Linked DNA regions of Homo sapiens: region 1 is linked to region 2. A link is a contact called in ENCODE Hi-C or POLR2A ChIA-PET data. All regions are on one chromosome and are shown on one strand. Each heading gives the region's core, a stretch centred on a gene start or an enhancer-like site at or near the end of the contact. The rest is flanking DNA. Distances are from core to core; before and after follow the strand shown. Region 1 holds the start of LINC02570 (long intergenic non-protein coding RNA 2570). Region 2 holds the start of DHX16 (DEAH-box helicase 16).

Region 1 (4,332 bases), core at 354-2,853, 180 kb after region 2:
GCCTGTAATCCCAGCACTTTGGGAGGTCAAGGCAGGAGGATCACCTGAGATCAGGAGTTCGAGACAAGCCTGCCCAACATGGTGAAACCCCGTCTCCACTAAAAATACAAAAAATTAGCCGGGCATGGTAGCACGTGCCTGTAATCCCAGATACTCGGGAGGCTGAGGCAGGAGAATCACTTGAACCCAGGAGGCGGAGGTTGCAGTGAGTTGAGATCCTGCCACTGCACTCTAGCCTGGGTGACAGAGGGAGACTCCATCTCCAAAGGAAAAAAAAAAAGAGAAAGTAAAATTTGTACTTCAATTCAGAGATTATAAACAATGTATACTTGACTTTGTGGCAGTGATCACTATTGTACAATAGTTACTTAAACTCAGGAGGCAGAGGCTGCAGTGAGCCAAGATAGCTCCACTGCACTCCAGCCTGGGTGACAGAGCGAGACTCTGTCTCAAAAAAAAAAAAAAAAAAAAAGTTACTCACTCATTTGTTCTGCAGAATCTATTTATTGCTGTGTTCACAGAAAAGGAAGCATCAAGACGGCAAAGCTCTTTGATGAAAAGCCAGGCGTACTCACACACACAACTGAGAAAGTTCTGGAAGTAGGAGAAAACGTCTTTAAGGCATATAGGCTAAACTTATATAAATATTGTTAGTGTTTGCCAAAACAGGGATAATCTAGTAAAATCAGAGATACAAAGCCAGAACAGAGAATTGGTAAGTAAAAAATTGTTAAGAATGTATATTGGCTGGGCGCGATGGCTCATGCCTGTAATACTAGCACTTTGGGGAGGCTGAGGGGGGCAGATTGCTTGAGCTCAGGAGTTTGAGACCAGCCTGGGCAACCCTTTCACTACTGAAAATACAAAAAAAAAAAAAAAAAAAACCAAAAACAAAACTGGGCGTGCTGGTGCGCACGTGTGGTCCCAATTACCCTGGAGGCTAATGTGGAAGGATCGCTTGAGCCCAGAGTGTGGGGGTGGGGGTTGGGAGGCAAGGTTGCAGTGAGCCTGGATTGCACCACTGCACTTCAGCCTGGGTAACAGAGCGAGACCTTGTCTCAAAAAAAAAAAAAGTATCAAAAGGCCTAGGAATTTGTTCTCCAGGTAAATCTGCCCTCCCTCATCTCTAACCTTTATGAAATCACCCAAATGGAGACATCACAGCAAGGCCCCGACAAGGAAATGAGGAATGTAGGTGGATAAGGGACTGGAATAGTGCAGCACAACACTAACTACAGGTTTCAGCCCCAATGAGATTGCCCTCACTTCCGCCGCCAGCCACAAGTGTGGAGGTCCCCAGGCTACTCGCTCCTCTGACCAACTGGCTACTAATCTGGGGGGTACCCACAACCCCCTCGGGTTTGATAATTTGCTAGAACAACTCACCAAACTCAGGAGAATGTTATACTTACGATTACAGGCTTGTTACAAAGGATACAAATCAGGAGGACCAGACTAATGAAGACACACGTAGGGCGGGGTCTGGGCGGGTCTTCCATGCAGAGCTTCTGTGTCTTCTCTCTGTGAATCAGGTTGTGTCACCCTCCTGGCACATGGATGTGTTCACCAACCAGGAAGCTCCACCAAATTTTGGCGTCCAGAGTTTTCATTACATAGGCACAATTGGTTGACTCATTTGCCACCGAATTGAACGCAATCTCTAGTCCTCCCACCCTCCGTCGAGGTTGGGCTGGCTCTAAGGCCCAATCCTTTTATTATGTGATCTTTCTGATGACCAACCTCCCATCGTGAGTTCTCTCTTAGCATAAGCCCAGGTGTGATCCAAGGGGCTCATGAATAACAAAGATACTCATATTACTCAGGAGATTCCAAGGATTTAGTTTCCCTCCTAGGAACCAGGGACAAAGGGCAGTCAAATTCTTTATTGTTATCACAGAGACACAGTAATATAATATGATACAGCAGAAGAGAGGTGAGGAATGTTGCCATGCCTTGAGAAGCCTATCACAAGAGCTTTAAGGAATTCACACTTAAATATTAATAGGTACATTATGAAAGAAATCAGCCAAGTACAGTCTTTTCTTATTATGGAATCTAGTTATTGCAGGAATTGAAAAATTGATGTAATAAAGCCTAGAATGCAATAAAGGAATCGGCATTCAAGTAGATGAGAGAGGTTGGGGAATATGTCAAGATGCAAAAGTGAGAGAGCTGTCACAGTTTACTTACTCTGCAATCTCTGAGGATGGAACAGGATCAAAGATGAAGCCAGGAAGCACAGAGTAGTTTTCTTCCTCCCTAATCTCATCCCTTGTTTTCATTTGGCACTTTAAAAAATTTCCACATTTATATTCATATGGAATTGATTTTGAGTATAGAGAGATAATTCTAATTATTATTGTTTTTCAAATGTTAGCCAGTTGAACCATTTATCATAATCAAGGTGATAATATGGCTTATTTTCTTTGGCCTACAGAGATGATAAATTTGAATATATTTTAAAATATAAAACTATCTTTAAAATTTGAATATATTTGAATATGATACATTTGAATATATTTTAAAACATAGAGCTATCTTTGTACTCCTGGTTAGTCATGGTGCATTTTTTTTTAATACTTCATATTAAATTTTTACCTTCTGGATTGAGACACTAGAGTTCTTAAAGGTTCTTTCAGAAATTCTTCCTATATTCAGTATGCTACCAGAAAACCTCTTACAACTAACCTTACAGAAGATACTGTTTTCTTTGTACTTTGTCCAATATCAAAGGAAACCTCCAAGTTCCAAGGAGGTCAGGCTACTAATACCCACAAATGAATTCTGATGAGATCATTACACAATAAACAATAACTGTTGCTTATTACATGCTTACTTTGTACTAGGCAGGACTAAGATAAGTATTATTTAAGTTTTAAGATCATTCTTAATTTCTTGTCAAAAGTATACTGGTTTGCAAAGTAATGAATAAAATAAATCTTTAACAATATCCCTATAGTAAAGACAATGGTGAACTTCTTATGCCTCTTTTAAAAAACTCTGCTTATGATGACAATTTCAAACATACACAGAAGCCGTGAGTATATAATGAGTCTTGCTGTATCCATCACAAAGTTTTAAAAACTGTCAAAAGTTGACCATACTCACTTAATCTACTCCTACCACTTTTTCAGCTGGAGATCTTTTAAAGCAAATTCTACACATTGTGCCATATCATCCATAAATTATTTTGCATTACATCCCATTCTTATTGAGTCCCTGCAAGCTGAGAGCCGACTGCCAAAGCACAATTCACTGTAAGAGATTCTGTGAAGGGTTAAAACAAACAGTCCAAATTCACAGTGCTGCAAATGTCTGTAATTGCATAATCTGCAAAATATATTCTTCAAGAAATCCTCTGTGCACTTGGTTTCCCTTAACTGAGTTTTTTTTTCTTCTTCAGACCAGATTAATTGATGAGAACTGACAAGCAGGGGAGAGAGGTGATGTTTAAGGTTATATATTTTGGCAAAAAATTATGAGTGTAAATTGTGCTTGTTTCTGATTAAGAGAGGTCCATTAATCAGAAAGTAAACTTGGCATCCTCGTAGAAAAATCACATAGCTTAACAAGAATTCATGACTCTGAATTGCTGCACAGACAGGTAGCATGAGTTCTTGGCAGGATTCTTTCAGCTGAGCTGTTTTCCATTAGAATGGTGTCTGATATGGTTTAGCTGGGTCTCCACCCAAATCTCATCTTGAATTGTAGTTCCCTTAATCCCCACGTGTCATGAGAGGGACCTGGTGGGAGGTAACTGAATCATGAGGGGCAGGTTTTTCCCATGCTATTCTTCTTGTGATAGTGAATAAGTCTCATGAGATCTCATGGTTTTATAAAGGTAGTTCTGCACACGCTCTTGCCTGCTGCCATGTAAGACATGCCTTTGCTCCTCCTTCATCTTCCACCATGATTTTGAGGGCCTCCTCAGCCATGTGGAACTGTGAATGCATTAAACCTCTTTTTCTTTATAAATTACCCAGTGTCAGGTATTTATTCATAGCAGTATGAAAACGGACTAATACGGCTGGGTGCAGTGGCTCATGCCTGTAATCCTAGCACTTTGAGAGGCCGAGGCAGGTGAATCATTTGAGGCCAGGAGTTCAAGATCAGCCTGGTGGTCAATATGGTGAAACCCCATCTCTACTAAACAAACAAACAAAAAAAATTAGCCATGCATGGCGGTTGGCGCCTATAATCCCAGCTACTTAGAAGGCTGAGGAAGGAGAATTGCTTGAACCTGGGAGGTGGAGGGTGCAGTGAACCGAGATTGTGCCACCGTACTCCAGCCTGGGTGACAGAGCAAGACTGTCTCAAAAATAAAAATAAAAA
Region 2 (4,539 bases), core at 448-2,947:
AACTCCTGATCTCTGCCCTCCCACTTAGCTCTGTTCCTAATTTAAGCAATTACTTAGTCTTTCCTGCCCCCGCGGCCCGGCCCCACTGTCAGGCAATGGCGTGATCTCGGCTCACTTCAACCTCCGCCTCCCAGGTTCAAGCAATTCTCCTGCCTCAGCCTCCCAAGTAGCTGAGATTACAGGCACATGCCACCACGCCCGACTATTTTTGTATTTTTAGTAGAGATGAGGTTTCACCATGTTGGCCAGGCTGGTCTCAAACTCCTGACCTCATGATCCACTCACCTCAGCCTCCCAAAGTGCTGGGATTACAGGCATGAGCCACCACACCCGGGCACAATTACTTAGTTTTAAACCAGCTAACCAGCATTCATTCTCTTTCTTCCTCATGGCTTCACCCCATCTTCATCATCCTGAATGGGGTTTTTTATTTTTTTTTACAGACAGGGTTTCACTCTGTCCCTCTTGGGCTCAAGGGATCCTCCCACCTCAGGCTCCTAAGTAGCTAGAAACACAGGTGCACACTACCACGCTCAACTAATTTTTAATTTTTTTGTAGGACGAAGGTTTCGCCATGTTGCCCAGGCTGGTCTCGAACTCCTGGGCTCAAGTAATCCTCCTGCCTCAGCCTCCCGGGGTGCTGGGATTACAGGTGTGAGCCACTGCACCCGGCCCCCTCTGTTAATTAAACGACTGAAAGGAAGTTCAGAAGATGAGGGGGGCCGGGCATGGTGGCTCACGCCTGTAATCTCAGCACTCTGAGGGGGCTGAGAGAGGATTGCTTGAGCTGAGGAGTTAGAGACCAGCCTGCGCAACACACCAAGGCCTCATCTCTAAAAATAAAAATAAAAATAAAAGATATTAGCCGGGGGTGGTGGCGCGCGCCCGTAGTCCCAGCTACCGGGGAAGATGAGGTGGGAGGGTCGCTTCAACCAGGGAGGTCGACGCTGTAGTGAGCCGTGATCTTACGACCGCACTCCAGCCTGGGCGACGGGGCGAGCGAGACTGTGTCTCTCAAAAAAAAAAAAAAGAAAGAAAGAAATGCAGAAACTAAGATCCCTACTGAATCGCAATCTGCATTTTAACAAGAACCTTGGATGCATGTTAAGAGTTCGAGAAACACCGTTCTATTGCGCTTAACCCGACACACCTAAGCCCTCCTCAATCTTCTCCACTGAGCTGGGCGTCCAGCAGCTAGCACAGTACCTACGCGACAACGGACAAAGAATAAGTGCTTGTGAACTGAGCTTTCTTAACTTCTCGATGGACCGTTAGGCCAGCCTCACCGGGACAAATCACAGGGCCCCTCCCCACCCCTGCCGACACCTTGTTCCAGAGTCTCAGGGCGAAGTCCCGGGCCGGCCCACTGAGATCCAAGGTATCAGTGTCTCGTAGGCGCTGCACGAACTCCTCGGCAGAGGTGCAGCGCTGTGCGGTACCGATCAGAAACTGGGCGACGTGCCGCTCGCTCAGCCCCAACACCGAGTGCAGCTCGTCCTGAACCCAGCGCTCCAGACCCGCCGGCGTCGCCATGGCGACTCACGCTCCCTGCTCCCGGCCCTGAAGCGTCGGGCAGCCGCGCTCACTGCTGGGCCGGTCAGAGGCCTGGAGCCCTCGGCTGGAGCCTCAGCTTCGCAAGTCAGCTACCTTGGGACCTCTAGGATCTTCCGACATCCCAAAGCTGTCTTCCCGTACCGCGGAGCCCGGAAGGGGCTGTACTTTTTCGGCCTCTAAGCACTACGGTGGCCGAGCGAGTTCAAACCTCGCGGAACCATACCTGAAAACTCGGGGTAATTCTTTTTTCTTCATTTCGCCTCTGTCCAGTTTCTCTGACGCCCCCTGATGGTCAGTCTGTGAGTGCTTCGCTCACGCATTCATTCAACAAGTGAAATTAATTTAATGGATGCCTAATGTGTGCTCATTGCTTTCCGTCCCTGGGATATAGCAGAGGACAAATCAAAAGTTCCTTACCAAATTTACATTTTGCGGTGGGGGAGGGACAGGATACATAATAAAGAAAGTATGGAAATTTTATAGAGCCAAAAACTATACAAAGTAAGGGAGGAATGAAATTCTATTTCAGATTGGAAGATCGGGTCCATGCTCATAAAACATATTAGCATTGTTGGCCGGGCGCGGTGGCTCATGCCTGTAATCCCAGCACTTTGGGAGGCCAAGGCGGGCGGATTATCTGAGGTCAGGAGTTCGAGACCAGCCTGGCCAAGATGGCGAAACCCTGTCTCTACTAAAAATATAAAAATTAGCCTGGCGTGGTGGTGTGCGCCTGTAGTCCCAGCCACTCGGGAGGCTGAGGCAGGAGAATCATTTGAACATGGGAAGCAGAGTTTGCAGTGAGCCGAGATCCCACCACGGCACTCCAGCCTGAGCAACAGAGGAAGTCTCTGTCTCAAACAAACAAAAAAGTGACCGTTGCTAGGACTGGTTTGCCTGCAGCAGGAGTGAAGACAGGTCAGGTATAAGGGAAGACCTCTAGGCAGGAAGAAACTGGGGAACTGGGGAAAGTTGTTAAAGACAAAATCTCCAAACTAAGGAACAGGCAAACTGTGTTCTGCATTTTTGCTTAACAGCTTGAGAAAATCACTGGTGGCTGCTTATTTAAAAGTAAGCAAGGCCAGGTGCAGTGGCTCTTGCTGTAATCCCAGCACTTTGGGAGGCTGAGGCAGGAGGATATCTTGAGACCAGGGGTTTGAGACCAGCCTGGGCAACAGGGTGAGACCCCACCATCTCTACAAAAAATTAGCCAGGTGTGGAGGTGTGCACCTGTAGTCCCAGCTACTCTGGAGACTGAGACAGGAGAATTTTTTTTTTTTTTTTTGGAGACAGAGTCTCGCTCTGTTGCCCAGACTGGAGTGCAATGGCACGATCTCGGCTCACTGCAACTTCCGCCTCCCAGGTTCAAGTGATTCTCCTGCCTCAGCCTCCTGAGTAGCTGGAATTACAAGTGTGACAAGCACATGCCATCACGCCCAGCTAGTTTTTGTATTTTTAATACAGATGGGGTTTTACCATGTTGGTCAGGCTGGTCTCAAACTCCTGACCTCATGATCCGCCCGTCTCGGCCTCCCAAAGTGCTGGGATTACAGGCGTGAGCCACCGCACTGGGCCTGAGACAGGAGAATCTCTTGAGCCCAGGAGCCAGAGGTTGCAGTGAGCCGAGGTCAGGCACTCCAACCTAGGCAACAGACCAAGACTATGCTCAAAAAAAAAAAACAAACAAAACAAAAAGCTGAATTTGTTACTCGATGCTCTGCTGTCTGATTTGTTTGATCCTGCATCATACTTTTGTGATTAATTGCAGTTACCAGGCACTACTGTTAGGAAATGAAACATTGTTCTTATTAATAGCCACAAGTGGATCTACATCACTGACTTTTTTTTTTTTTTTTTTGGAAAGGGAGTCTCGGAGTCTCACTCTGTCGCCCAGGCTGGAATGCAGTGGCGTGATCTTGGCTCACTGCAGCCTCCACCTCCTGGGTTCAAGCAATTCTCCTGCCTCAGCCTCCTGAGTAGGCGGGACTACAGGTGCGTGCCACCACGTCCAGCTAATTTTTTGTATTTTAGTAGAGACGGGGTTTCATCATGTTGCCCAGGCTGGTCTCAAACTCCTCAGATGAGGCAGTCCACCCGCCTTGGCATCCCAAAGTGTTAGGATTACAGGCATGAGCCACCACACCTGGCCTGACCTCTTGAATGCATTGTTTTCTGTTTCTGAGATGGACTGTGAGCACCCCTGGCACCTCGGAGCTTCCTAACTCTGTTTTCCTGGGTCACAACTGGAAACTTTTTAAGACCTTTACCTAACAGGCTACTAATATAATCATTCTGTTTCCTTCCCTACCCAGACCTTCTCTGAACTGGCTGAGTCTTTTGACACCTGGCTTGTTCTCTTGCTAGTAAATTGAAAACCTTTGGCGTATGCTTAAGTTCAATTTGTCTCATATATTTTGTTTTATAGTAAAGGTGTGGGGCCTCCTCTGACCAGTCTGAGAGGAGCAACTTGTAGTGGTAGAAGGACTATAACTATTCAACCATATCTTTGTTAGCCTGGAGAGCTAACAACAAACAAACAAATTTTCCTGATGAGTAAAATATTGATGTTCCACATTTGTATAAGATATTCTTTGAAATGGGAAAATTCCAAATATCAACTACATGGGCACCAAAGCCATGCACTATCAAGATGGTTTTTAAACCTTTTTTTTTTTTTTTGAGATGGAGTCTCACTCTGCTGCCCAGGCTGGAGTGTAATGGCGCAATCTCAGCTCACTGCAAGCTCCACCTCCCGGGTTCATGCCATTCTCCTGCCTCAGCCTCCCGAGTAGCTGGGACTACAGGTGCCCACCACTATGCCCCGCTAATTTTTTGTATTTTTAGTAGAGACGGGGTTTCACCGTGTTAGCCAGGATGGTCTCAATCTCCTGACCTTATGATCCGCCTGCCTCGGCCTCCCAAAGTGCTGGGATCACAGGCGTGAGCCACCGTGCCCGGCCTTTAGGCCTTTAACGATATAAAATCCAT

The links. A loop is a pair of places that touch in the nucleus more often than their neighbours do. ChIA-PET counts read pairs that join two places held with the same protein, here RNA polymerase II (POLR2A). Pooled maps may share reads with other maps.
Region 1: a loop to region 2 is called in a map of breast epithelium, with 8 times the contacts of the local background. The contact joins the promoter of LINC02570 here to the promoter of DHX16 in region 2. A Hi-C loop is called at or near these places in 2 of 168 maps with a recorded cell type or tissue (breast epithelium and naive thymus-derived CD4-positive, alpha-beta T cell) and 3 of 50 pooled maps. POLR2A ChIA-PET finds 5 or more read pairs at or near these places in 5 of 52 experiments (B cell, GM12878, H1 and 1 more).

The regions. Positions count from the first base shown.
Region 1 is chr6:30,846,556-30,850,887 of GRCh38, forward strand. LINC02570 (long intergenic non-protein coding RNA 2570) reads right to left here and starts at 1,604. Exons shown (of 3, transcript NR_134610.1): 1 at 1,413-1,604; 2 at 482-594. RefSeq lists an enhancer at 632-1,134.
Region 2 is chr6:30,671,309-30,675,847 of GRCh38, forward strand. It overlaps DHX16 (DEAH-box helicase 16), which reads right to left and starts at 1,698. Exons shown (of 20, transcript NM_003587.5): 1 at 1,327-1,698. The coding sequence starts at 1,533. RefSeq lists enhancers at 1-217, 1,413-2,009 and a silencer at 3,651-3,790.